2 separate regions of the Mus musculus genome follow, and region 2 is linked to region 1. The links are chromatin contacts, found by Hi-C or POLR2A ChIA-PET in ENCODE. All regions are on one chromosome and are shown on one strand. The core of a region is the stretch at or near the end of the contact, and the rest is flanking DNA. Distances in the headings are between cores, read along the strand shown.

Region 1 (6,046 bases), core at 2,354-4,853:
CTGATAGGGGAGACCCTAAACTACACAGTAAGACTAAAAGACGGAACCAGGGGGAGCCTGGGCACGTCATGCCCACGGCCGTTTGCATCAATATTGCACTGTTCCTCCCCCCAAATGCAAGACTACACAACTGAAAACTACCCTCCATTAAACAGGCTTTTATAATTGGGTGCTCTGTCCAACAGCCATCGCCCAAACTAAAGCACACACTTAGGGCAGGGAAAAACAACAAAACTACCTGTAGCTGTTGGCACAGGTCTTAGGCCCAGGCCTTTCCTCTGAACGGGCTCAGCTTTCGGCTAGTATAAACAGGGACCATGCCTTGTAAGCCTGCTGGCCAGCAGCTAAGTTTGACAAGTGTGAGCTGGGCCCCGATAGCACAAAGAGCTGCGCAGGACCAGCACAGCACAACTTTTAGAAGCAGTGGTGACAAAAACATGACATACGGCATGCTCTGAGTGAAGCCTTCCATTCTTTACGAAAAAACCTGATTAAACCAGGACTCTGGCGGGATTAAAAATTCATCCTCTGACAAAGGCTTTACTGACAATTTTCCATACAGTTAGTCAAAAAAATAAAATAAAATATAAAAAAATACAGAATACAGCAGACAGAATCTCATACACGGGAAACATAAGTTTCTTCTTATAAAAAAACAAAAATTCCCCCCAAATCTAAGAACTTAGTTTTAGCAGTAGACAGGATGCCACCAAATGAACCACAAAAACCCAGCAGAGAATTCAAACCAAGGGAGAAGGTAGGTGGAGAAGGAGCAGATCTTTAAAATAACTGCTTCTGTGACACAAACACAGCTGGAAAGCACAGGTGCGGGCTAGGCGGTGTCCCTTACTATAACTATCACCATGTGTTCTTCCTCTAACTTGCCCAATGTCCGCAGCGCTGACTGGAGGTACTGCTGTGAAAAGTCGCAGGGCGGGAAGGCATAGAGCATGCCTGTGTTGTCTCTGCCCTTAGACCCACCCACCGGCAAGCTGATCACCCCTGCAGCCTGCTTCTGTTTCAAGTAGGAGACTAGGTTCCTGAGAAGCCGCCTCTGTAGGCCTGGCTCCACCACGGGCATGCCCTCGGCGCCAGGCCCGCTGGGGGTTGACTGGATGGCCAGGAGCACAGCATAGCCATTAGGGCTCCCCTGCTTGATTCGCCGGGTGACCTCGTCCAGCTTGGGCTGATCCAGTCGAAGGCGCTGGGCAATCTTTAGCTGGGTCAGCTTGCTGCCAGAAGGATGGTCTTTGAGGAGGCCACTGATAACTCCCTGGTCCCCCTCAAGGATGTGCATAGATGTCGGAAAGCAGCTGTTTTTCAACACCAGAAGCCCATTCCAACCCAGCTGCAGTGTCTGGGCATATTCTGACAGAGTCTTTAGCTTTTTGGTCTCGTGTTTTGGCTCTTCAAGAGTCTTGGGCTCTGCCTCAGTGGTCCGATGATTGCGTTCACTCTCTCTAGTCTTTTTCCCATGGGAAGAGTCTGGAGCCTCATGGTGGTGGTGATGGTGGCTCCTCTCCTCAGCACCATGTCTGCTGTTGCTGAGGGAGTTGCTGCCTGACTCCTTGGTCCCTTCACTGGAGTGGTTCTCCTTGCGGCTACGCTCAGGGGTGCGATCTGAGCCTCGCTCAGACTGCTGCCCCCCACCCTTGGTCCTGCTGCGTTCCTCGTAAGGGGAGTGAGTTGTCCTCCCACGGTCACTGGAGAGGCTCCTCCGCTTGCGTCTCTCTTCCCAGGGCTTGGCTATGCTCCGGTCCCCATCACCCCCCCAGCGCTCACCACTCCGGCTGCGAACTGAGCGGCTATAGCCCTCCAGGCTGTTTCTGCGGTCTGAACTTTTACTGAGGCTGGTCCAGTCCCCTTCCAAAAAGGTCCGGTCTCGGTCTGAATACAGAAGGTGTGGAGGGGTCCTATCCCGCACCCTAAGGTCAGCATCCAAGTTCCGATGCCGGGTATATCCGTCAGTGAGCAGCTCATAGTGCACAGGGAGAGGTGAGGGCTGGTACTGCTGGGGATAGCGAGTCTCCTCGGCTTTGGCAAAATCCACCCGGAGCCTGCGATCTGGACCACCCAAGGGGAAGCCCCTCATTTTAGCACAGGCAGCCTGGGCTGCGTCCAGGCTCTCGTACTGGATGTAGGCAAAGCTGTCTCCTTTGACGTGATCGATGGTCCGAATGCTCCCGAAGCGATCGAATTCCCTGGCCAGGGCCGCCAGCGAGGTGTTAGGTCCGAGACCACCCACCCAGAGGCGGGTGGTGGGGTTAGCCTTGCCGTAGCCTATCTTTATGGGGTTTCTGCCAATCACCCGGCCAGACATAGCCACCTTCGCCCTGTGTGCCATGTCCAGATTCTGAAACTTGAGGAAGGCATAGGCACCACCCTGGCCGCGGGCAGGCCTCTTGATGACCACCTCCTCGATGATGCCGTACTTCTCGAAGGCCCGTCGAAGCTCCACCTCAGAAACACTGTGGTCCAGGTTGCCGATGAAGAGGTTTCGAGTGGCTCTCTGATCATCCTCCGGCATCAGGTCCTCCTCGCACACGGCCTGGTAGCCGTACGGGCGGCCGCGGTCGTCGTACAGCCCGTAATAGTCCAGGGCTCGCTCTCGAGACAGTCCCACGGCCGCCGCGGCAGCAGCATCCAGGGCGAAGGCTGCGGCGGCGTGCCGCGCGCGGGGCTCCCGCAGGGGCGGGGCGGCTACCGGAGACAGCGAGCGCTGCTTGTACTGGTAGCCACCGTGCAGGGGCAGATAGCCCAGGGGGTCGGCGGGCGCGGGAGGCCCGGGGGGCGGCGTGGAGGCGGCGGCGCTGCTGCTGCTACTGCGCCGGCTGCTCCCGCCGCCGCGCAGGTACACCGGCTCCACCTTGAGCGGGCGATCGTAGAGCAGCAGCTGCCGGGCCAAGGCGTGCTGGCGAGCCTCCCGCGCGTCCTGTGGGTGCCGGAAGTTCACGTAGGCCACGCGGCCCAGCTCCGGGGTGTGTGACAGGCGCAGGCTGATCTCCCCGAACCGCTTGAACTGGTGGAAGAGCCGGTCCTCCAAGTGCTCGGCCGGCAGCGCGGGGCTCAGGCTGCTGATGAGGAGCGTCTTGTACTCCGGAGCCGCGGTGGAGCCCGGACCCGCGGGTTCCGCCCCGGGGGGCGGCGGGGGCGGCGGGAGTGGAGATGCGCGGGGCGACGCGCCGCCAGCACCCGGGTCCCCGGAGGCCTTGCCGGTGCGTCCCCCGCCTCCGGGCGCGCCCGAGGAGCGCCCGCCGCTCGCCCGGTGATTCGCATCCCCGGCAGCGCGCCCGTCGCGATGCCCGCCGCCTCCGCCGCTGCCGCGGGGCTTGTCGCGAGCCCGCGCCGGGACCGGGTGCTTGGTACCGCCGGAGGCCTTGTGCGCTGCCCGCCGCCCGCCCGCCTCTGCCTCTCGTTCGCGCTCCCGCGGCCGCTTGGCGGACGATGACGAGCCACGCCCGCTCGGGCTGGAGTCTCGCTCGCTCTGCCGCTTCATCGCGCCGGTTCGGCGGGCGGGCGGGCGGCCCGCGGGTCCCTCAGAGCGGCGGCGGCGGCGGCCCAGGAGGCAGCGCCCCCGGCGCCGCCATCTTGGACAAAAGGACTCGGCGCGGCGGCGGCGGCGGGGCGGGGCGGGAGCGGCGCCGAGGGGCCCGGCGCTGCGTTATCAAGCTGCGCCGGCCGCGACACGTGACCGCGGTGGGCGGGCCGAGAGTTTCGCTCGCTGCCTATCACGGAGCTCCGTGGCCCCGCACCACGTGACATCTTGGCAACCAGAGGAAGCGGCCTGTCTTGCGAGCTTTGGCGCCGCCGCGTGGCTGCCGGAGCCCAGGCACCCGGCTCCTGGGTCGCGCGCAGATTCCCTCTCGAGCTCGGCAGGCCGCGGCTGCGCTTTCGCTTTGTGCTCCAGGGCTTGCTTGCTACTCCGGGTCCGCCTATCTTTTTCCGCCTCGGGGCCACGCCCACCGGAGCAGGTGTGGCCGCTTGGCCCGAAGCCAAGTGTTGCGCGTCCCACTCCAACCTGCCACTAGATTGAAGAAACTCTATTTCCTTCCATGGAGTTTTCTGATTAGGACCAGAGTTGGCCCCCTTGAAAATAGACACACAAGGATGCCTACACCCTGCCTAGGACCCACATCCAGGCATCTTATGCATTCGAATTCTTCAGGCACTGTCCTGATAGACACAGGTGAGACCTCCCCGGGGTCCAGGTACAGAAACTAGAATGCGTTTGCAACCTACAGACAGGCATCTTGGTGCCACTGGGTCCAAATTTCTGCTGTAGGTGTCTGGGCGGACAGGAGGCTGGGAAGGTGGGGCTGCTGAGCCAAGGGTAAAGAGCAGGTAATGCCATTATCACTTCTTGCCAAGTTGACAGACTGCTGGCCAGTGTTCTGACCACATCCAGGAGATGAGGTGAAGTACCGGCAAGAGTACTCAAAGGCCCCTAGGGCTTATGCTCTCCACAGACGGTTGCTGGATCATTGATGCATCTGTAGGATGTCGAAGAACGCACCCAGCTCTTCCCTCCTCCCATAAGCAGAAAGCAACCAGCAGGAGGAGAAAGTGCAGGAGGAACTTGGAAGAAACAGCAGAGGGCTTCATGTAAGGCCCTGCGAATGCAAAGTGAATTTGGGGACCACACAAGAAGATAGCTAAGACGAGCCTTTTGGAAAACATAACTTCTTAGCAGTTGCTCCTTTCTCATTATCTCTGGAGGCAGCAGGAGCAAAGTTTCCCCACTGAGGCACAGTTCACAAGTGCCAGCAAAGGGAGCAACTGAAAACCACAGTGCACACAACTCCCTCAGGCCTTCCACTACAACCAGCTCACACTGCTTCTTTGTAAACCGATTCCTGCCAACTTTGCCAAAAATATAGGTAAGCAAGGGTCCTTGTTCTGATGCTAGACTGGAACCCCGATGAATGAATAGTTTAAGTACCAGGCGGGGTAAAGATACGCTATGGTCTGACCACCTGTACTCAGCTCACAGTTCTCCTTCTGCATAGGCTGAGCCAAATGTAAATGTCCTTTAGACTTAACAGCAGCTCAAGAACCTTCAGCCCCTGCTACTGGACTGGATGGGGGTGGGGGTCAGGGGTCAAGTCTAACCTCACCAGGCTGAAGTATCAGACACCCAGAAGCCCAAACCCACAAGACATTGGCTGCCCAAGCTCTTAAGTCCTGTTATGGGAGTTTCAGGCCCTCAGCACTGGCAGGCTGAGGGATCTTTTCAGACTGGAAAGATAAACCAGTAATCTATAGGACAGAATACTGTGCCAGCTCAACTCTCCAAAGACAATTTTTTTTAATAAAAAAATCCCAGACAAACTTTGAAGTCCTAGAGTAAACCAGCAAAGAAGGAAGTAAATTGTCCCCACTTGGGGATGGGGAAATTGTCCCCACTCGGGGATGGGCAAGAGGGAACTGCAGAGCCAGCATCACTAGGAAAGCTCTAGGTTCACATCTCATTGTCAGGAGCCCGCTTAAAAAATAAATTACAAAATGGTTATTTGGGGAAGAGACAGATAAACTGCTTTTTCCCCTTCAGGTGCAGCAGGAATTGGGCAGACTACAGATCAGTCCGTGCGCTGGCTGCCTTGGGGGCGTATTTAGGCATCAGTTCATTTATCTTCCGGATATAGTCAGACTTTTCTGCACAGCCTTTGCACATCTCCCCCCAGTCGTCCAGGATCTTCTTCAGCTCTTTCACCCGGAGCTTCTTCAGGTCCACTGTGCTCAGGTCAATCTGCTTGTCTGCAGGGAGAGCAGGAGAGTAAATGGCTGGGCAGGAGAGGCTGCAGGCCCAACTGTGCTGCACGTCAAACCATCCTTAGGATGTCCAGCCCTACGTGCGGCCGGGAAGACAAATGCACACTGCGCCCAAGATTGAGATGACAGTCTTCACCAGGAAGGCCACCTCAGGCTGTCAGTAGCCACCATAAGACACACAGTGCAGACAGCCTATGTGGTTTAGAGAAGGAACATAGCTCCAGTTCCCCGAGGGCTTCCTACATGCCAGCACAAAGGACAGCTCCAGGCTGAGCAG
Region 2 (6,050 bases), core at 2,998-5,497, 690 kb before region 1:
TAAGCAAATGTGAGACTGCCCAGAGGTTTCAAGAAGGTACCTTGTGTGGATGGATGGTTAAATGAATAATAACTTGAGATTTCACGAGTTGGACCCAGAGTTCCTGCTCCCCGAGACTTCATAGTGCCCTTAACCATTTATCCTGCAGAGGCGCTAACACAGATGCCATGTGCTATCAAGTACCTCTGCCAGGGGAATGTTACCATTGCAGAAGGTGGGACCTGGTAAGCATTGGGCTGTGGCTTTGAACAGGCCAGGCAGGGGCCTGCCTTGGCCACAGTGGACATATGCTGAGTCTGCACTGGTCCTGAGGAAGTTCTAGAACGCAGTATGTGAGCCCTCAGTGGCCACTGCCTTCTTGGGCCTGGCTGTGCAAAGGAATCACAAACACGGAGACATCGTCGTAGGATACCTGCCCCTCTCCGGTGGCACCATTGTCCTTTCCTTGAGTGTTGTGTATCAGCATTTTGGCCAACTCTGAGAACCTGTAAAGACCACCCTGCAGATGTACTTTGAATATAGAGCAGAAGACCAAGGCTAGCCCTCCAACACACAGTGCAAAGGGCAGGACACCTGGGAGGCCCCCTAAATGTTGTGAAACTGTGGGACAAGCAACAAACAATGGCCTGAAAGGGCCATAAACTAGATTAGCAACCAGACTTGGGTTTTTTCCGCTCATATCCCCTCTCCCTTGGGAAGCTCAAGAGAGCCCTGATCAGACCGCCCGCCCTGAGTTAGTAGTCTTCATAGCTGTAGCTGCTTGGTGCTATTGTTAGGTTGGTCTCCCTCAAGCTACAGTACCTGTGTGGGTCATCCTTTTGGTTCCCGGTGAGGAAGCTCCGCACAAGCAGTGCCACCTGCTCATTGGACAGGACATCCCAGAGCCCATCAGTTGCCATGACAACCACATCCTCCTCCTGCACTGCCAGCTGGTGGACATCCAGCACAGTCACCTGCAAGTTAAGCCTAAGAATCCTCCAGTGTTCCCTTCCCAGCGCCTGCCAGGTTCATTCTCTGCCTTTCTGGGCAGATGGAAGCTGGGGTGGGCGACACTACTCCGTCACCTGAGGGATGGAGAGTAGGAAGGGCTTCAGCTGGATGTCGGTGTCCAGGACTCTAAGCTGATGGTCGCCCAGCCCTCTAGAGACAGCCAGTGTTCCCAGTAACCGCGCCTGGGGGAAGGAGGGATGAGATGACAGCTTATCCCATGTTCACAGCTGAGCACGAAGGGGGAGAATGAGCAATGGCTTCTAGGAGAGAAACATCATGAAGGGATGGACCCCAGAATACTAGTCACAGTCACTAGCAAGGGACAAAGACGACCCCACCTTCTAGGAGCAACTAAAGAGGGGTTCTTGGGAGGTTGGGGGGGATGCACTGACCTGCCTACCCTGTCCATGAATCAGTGGATACTTGAGATCAGACTTTTCCACCCGTTTGTAGCTCCTGCAGGAGCAGACCTAGAATCAGCCAAAGACCTACACACTACTGAAACGTCTCCCATCCTAAAGACCAAGCTTTGACGTGCCCTCCCTGCCTCAGGCCACACAGGGGAGCCGGAACCCTGGACCTTTTCCCCACCTCATGCCCCTATCCCACCGGCTCACCAGCCTCTCATGTGATGATCCCTGAACAAAACCTTCTGCCCTAAGTCATCCCCCTTTAGCCGCCGTGGGAACTCCAGTCGGGTGAACTCTCCAGCCAGAAGCTCAGGGTAGGTAAAGGCCTAGGTGGGGGAGGCCACTTTCAGATCAGGCTCCTTCCCAGGGCCCTATATGGTCTTCTACCCCGACGGGGTCCCCCCGCCAAGGGTACTACCAGCTGCTGGATCCGCTGCCGCTCTGTTTCTGGGGTGAACTCAGAACTCAGCTGCCGTATCTCATGTCTCCGCACCAAGATGGCCCTAAATAGATTAGAGGGAGAGAAGAGCTTTATGAAGGAACTGCCATACTCACCCATGGTCACCTTTCTCTTTCTCCAACCAGAGGCCAATTCTAGTCACTGTGATCCCTGATTCAAATCCTTTCAGGACTTTTAAGACCTATAGAGTCTTAAGAACAGCTCTTTAGCATTGCACCGATGGCCCCTGCTAAAGATGGCACCCTTACTGTTGGCTTATGCCAAGTACAAATCCATCTTGGCCAGCCAGTCCTCCTCATTTCTAACCCTCCTTTTATTGTCTCAACTCCCCCTGGTACCCTCCTGCCCACAGCCCTGCCTGCCCTCCAATGGTCCACTCACCTGCTGTCCCCAGCATTGGCCACATACAGCTTCCCTTGCAGGAACACCGCCACCAGGGCTGTACAGCCACCCACCTGTCCTGAGGCCTCCAGCTCTCTCCCAATCACATCATCCTGGAGCAAACCAAGGTTGGTAGAGCTACCACGCCACCACTTCCAGTCCCCTTACAATGGCATTCCCACAAGCAGGCCTATAGCATCTCAGCTCAAAAAGCTTGGCTATTAACTCTTGAATACCTCGTAAAGAGAATTGCACAAGGGAAGTGTAATTCAAAACAGGAAGAGAAACCACTGCCTGCACTGAGGGCCAATGGCATGTACAGGTGAGCAGTTAGCACACAGCAGGAACTAGATACATGGGAGGGGTAAGCTGAAGACCATGGGGCTGTTACCAGGAAGGAAGGAATCAGCAACTTCTCCACAGTCCAAGGAATGGTGACTATGGTGTGCCCTTATACCTGGACTTCTTTAAGTCCCTGGGGGGACATGTCCCTTCTCCCCATAGGCCCCACTCACACATTCCTGGAAGGCGTTCTCCAGAGCCCCGATCACCAAGTCTTCTGCCTGGATCCCCTTTTCCTCCACGAACTGGGGGTCACTGGGGCAGACACAGCGGCCACTGAGGTGCATGGGGGGCTGAGGGGCTATCATGCCTTCAACCACAGCCTCCAGCTGCCGGCGAAGGCAAGAGTGCAGGGTGTTGGCAGCCAAGATAGCTGCAGCAGGGCCACCATGCCCATCAAACAGTGCCCAGTAGTGACCCGTCAGGAACTGCATAGGAAGAGCTCTGTGTCAGGCACCACCAAGCTTCCCCAGATGTCCCCCTGGCCCAGCCCGAACTAGGACATGAGACAGTAAGACAAGGCAGTGCTCACCTCCTCTGGGCACACCGTCAGCCACTCTTGATGTTCTTCGATCCCAAACTCACATCGCCGGATGCATAGCTTCCCGCAAGCAGCCTGGTCTTCGTTGAATTCAGATTTTTCTGCATTGATAACCCTAAGGCCACGAAATCAACCATGATGTCTCATCTATGTCATTGTGGGCACAGAGACTCCACTTGGGACAACTGCTTCTTGGTGCTGCGCCCTGACACACTTGGACAACTTTGTGTGTGTGTGTGTGTGTGTGTGTGTGTGTACAAAGGCCAGAAGTGGCTTGCCCTCCTCCTTAGTTTTTGAGACAGGTTGGTCTCTTACTAAATCAGGGCTCATTGATTCAGCTAGAATTTCTGGCCAACAAGTCCGGGAGTCTTCCTGCATCTGCCTCCGGAGTGCTAGGATTTCAGGCCCCGACTGGCACTCCCAGCTTTTTAACAAGGTTGCTGGGGATCCCAACTCCAGAGCCTCATGCTTGTTCTGCAAGTTTTCTAACTGTTCGCTGGCTTGCCCCTTTTAGAGTCACTGTACTGGCCCAGGGTTTGGGAAGTCCCACCTCAGTCCCTACCTTATCCCACAGAGCATAGGCCAAACCCTAAGTGAGGTGCGAGGTGGGACATACATCTGCAGAGGCCAGAAGAAAGGAGGGTCCAGCCGGGTGCGAGCCCTCCCGGGGACCTCCAACCTTCTCAAAAGAAAATGCCAAAGTGAGAAAAAGGAGAAATGCTGTCAAGGTTGAAGACAAGAAGAAGGTTAGCGGGGATGTGCACACCCCGTCGGTTTTCCAGGTCAGCACAGAACCAGACGGGATCAGGCAGAGGGTCTGGAGGGAACGCGGGGGGGGGGGGGGGGGCAGGGACACTCACTCTGCGTAGCCTGCGTTCCAAGGCAGTGTGCGGCCCCGTGCTGGGCTGCGCACCGGCCGGGCATCGGGGCGGCGCGAGGCGTCAGTGGCGCCCGGGCTGGAGCCGGAGCCGCGTAGAAAGCGGGGCCGGTGATAGGGCACCGGGCTGGAGCGCGGCCCGGCTGGCCGCGGCTCTGGAAGTGGACCCCCGGGTAGGAAGCGGCGCCGGAACCAGCCGGCGGACATTGCGTGGCGGCCGGGGGCTGCCCGCGCACGGCGGGACACCAGGGTCCCGCCCGCCCGCCCGCCACTGGGAGGAAGCGAGCCTGGGGGTGGGGCCTGGGGGTGAAAGAGGCCACGCCCCATCCCGCCCATCGGCCCCTGTGTGTGCGGCCAGTTTCTTTGGCCTTCTGTAAGAAGGAGATGTGGTCACATATCCCACTTTACAGGCAGGATAACCGAGGCCTAGCGAAGTGAAGACGCCTGCTTGCGTCAGAGTACCACTGAAAAGGCACAAAGGCTCACCCGCACCTGTGGGACTCGATCCTCTGAGAGTGGAAGCCCTTCCCCTCTACTCTAGGAACCGTGGAGAGTCATCCAGGATGGGTGCTGGGCAGGCGCTTACAACAGAGCCTTGCCCTGCTAGCGACGGTCTTCCGCAAGGGGAGGACGGGGACAGTATGTCCTTGGAGGTGTAAGAGCGGGCTCAGAGTGCTCCAGAGTTCTATTCACCCTCGACCTCATCTTCAGAAGCCCGCTCCCAAATGTCTGCCCCTACAGTTAAGATGGCTTCTCGCCTGCGCAAGTGCCTCCCTGGAGTGTGAGTGACGGACAAGAGGAACCTATGGGAATTTAAGAGGGAGTGTAGCTCCTTTCTCCTGCTGGTCTAAGGTGCAGCCTTGGACTGAGGGAAGTGGAAATTTTCACCAACCTCTTTTGTTTTGAGAAGGCGCTCACCATGTCATCGCTCTGGCTCAGGATGTCCCTTTACCCCTAGATAGCTATAACTATTGGGGGAGAGCGCCTGTCACTTTCTGTCGCCTAAGTCTAGGTGCCCCTCTGCAAGGCCTCAATTTCCACTTCATAAGGGAGGACTCAGACCCACAGAGGGGAAGTGTTAGACGCCCAGGGTTCCCAGTATGACAGTGTAGTTGAGTCAGACCACCCCTCAAGCCATTTCGCTTCCTCTTTTTTCCTCCAGGAAACCAATTTAAAGTCTCTAAGGCCTAAGGATGGATGGATGAGGGGTTCCCTACCGTTGACTCTGCTCCTAAGCCCAGCCTAGTACTCACTAGGCCTCTCTTCCTTTAGTCAGTTAGCCCTGTTTTGCCAGCAGTTCCTCCTGCCCAAAGAGGAAGGCTCTTGGGAAACAGCTGCACCCCAGTAACTGGGGTAGGGGCTACCCTACTGAGCCCACCCAGTAACAGCCACACACTGGGAGTAGGAGGACAGTGTTAACAGAGGGACTGCTGAGCCCGGATGTAATAGTAGTTCTGATAGTGCCTGGCCCAGCTGTGAATGGGGACAAGGTCTGAGACACTCCCCACTCCCAACCCCTGCTTCCAACTAAGGAGGAGAAGGATACATATGATAAATCTTCCTTAGTTACTTTAGTTCTTGCTATAACAAAGTATCTGCAAAAAGCAACTACAGAAGGAGTAGCTTCCTCCATCACAGCAGCAGCAAGAGAATCGGGGATGCTAGGCAGCTGGTCATGAGAGTCTGCCACCAGGAAGAGGTGTGTTCAGACCCCAGCCCACAGCGGGTGCTGCTCACATTCAGGCCTGGTCTTCCCTCCTTCTTAAACTTTTTGGGGAAATGCCCTCACAGACAAGCTCAAAGGTTCCACACCTGGATAATTAATTTTACAATCAAGACCATCACCACACTGTTTTACATAAGCTTGCATTGCCTATTTACCCAGCCTTGACAATCACAATTCTTGTCAAAGTTTTAAAATGTTTGCCTACAGTAAGTAAGATTCCAGATACAGCTCAGTTTTCATGTATTTAATGAGTACGGACCAGGCAAGCAGCTCCTCATCGACTTGTGGGACAGCATCCATCTTTGTGGGTGGCCTGTTTCCTT

Evidence for each region. Hi-C counts contacts between places; a loop is a spot of excess contacts on that map. ChIA-PET counts read pairs that join two places held with the same protein, here RNA polymerase II (POLR2A).
Region 2: a map of regulatory T cell shows a loop between it and region 1 (3-fold over the local background). The contact joins the promoter of Ppm1m here to the promoter of Rbm15b in region 1. A Hi-C loop is called at or near these places in 1 of 37 maps with a recorded cell type or tissue (regulatory T cell). POLR2A ChIA-PET finds 5 or more read pairs at or near these places in 1 of 5 experiments (embryonic stem cell).

The regions. Positions count from the first base shown.
Region 1 is chr9:106,883,472-106,889,517 of GRCm38, forward strand. Rbm15b (RNA binding motif protein 15B) reads right to left here and starts at 3,604. Exons shown (of 1, transcript NM_175402.5): 1 at 1-3,604. The coding sequence starts at 3,496. The coding sequence ends at 833. Manf (mesencephalic astrocyte-derived neurotrophic factor) reads right to left here. Exons shown (of 4, transcript NM_029103.4): 4 at 5,282-5,754. The coding sequence ends at 5,570.
Region 2 is chr9:106,194,986-106,201,035 of GRCm38, forward strand. Ppm1m (protein phosphatase 1M) reads right to left here and starts at 4,248. Exons shown (of 10, transcript NM_026447.4): 1 at 3,985-4,248; 2 at 3,116-3,239; 3 at 2,757-3,011; 4 at 2,242-2,354; 5 at 1,819-1,903; 6 at 1,608-1,726; 7 at 1,383-1,446; 8 at 1,065-1,172; 9 at 802-953; 10 at 1-485. The coding sequence starts at 4,208. The coding sequence ends at 341.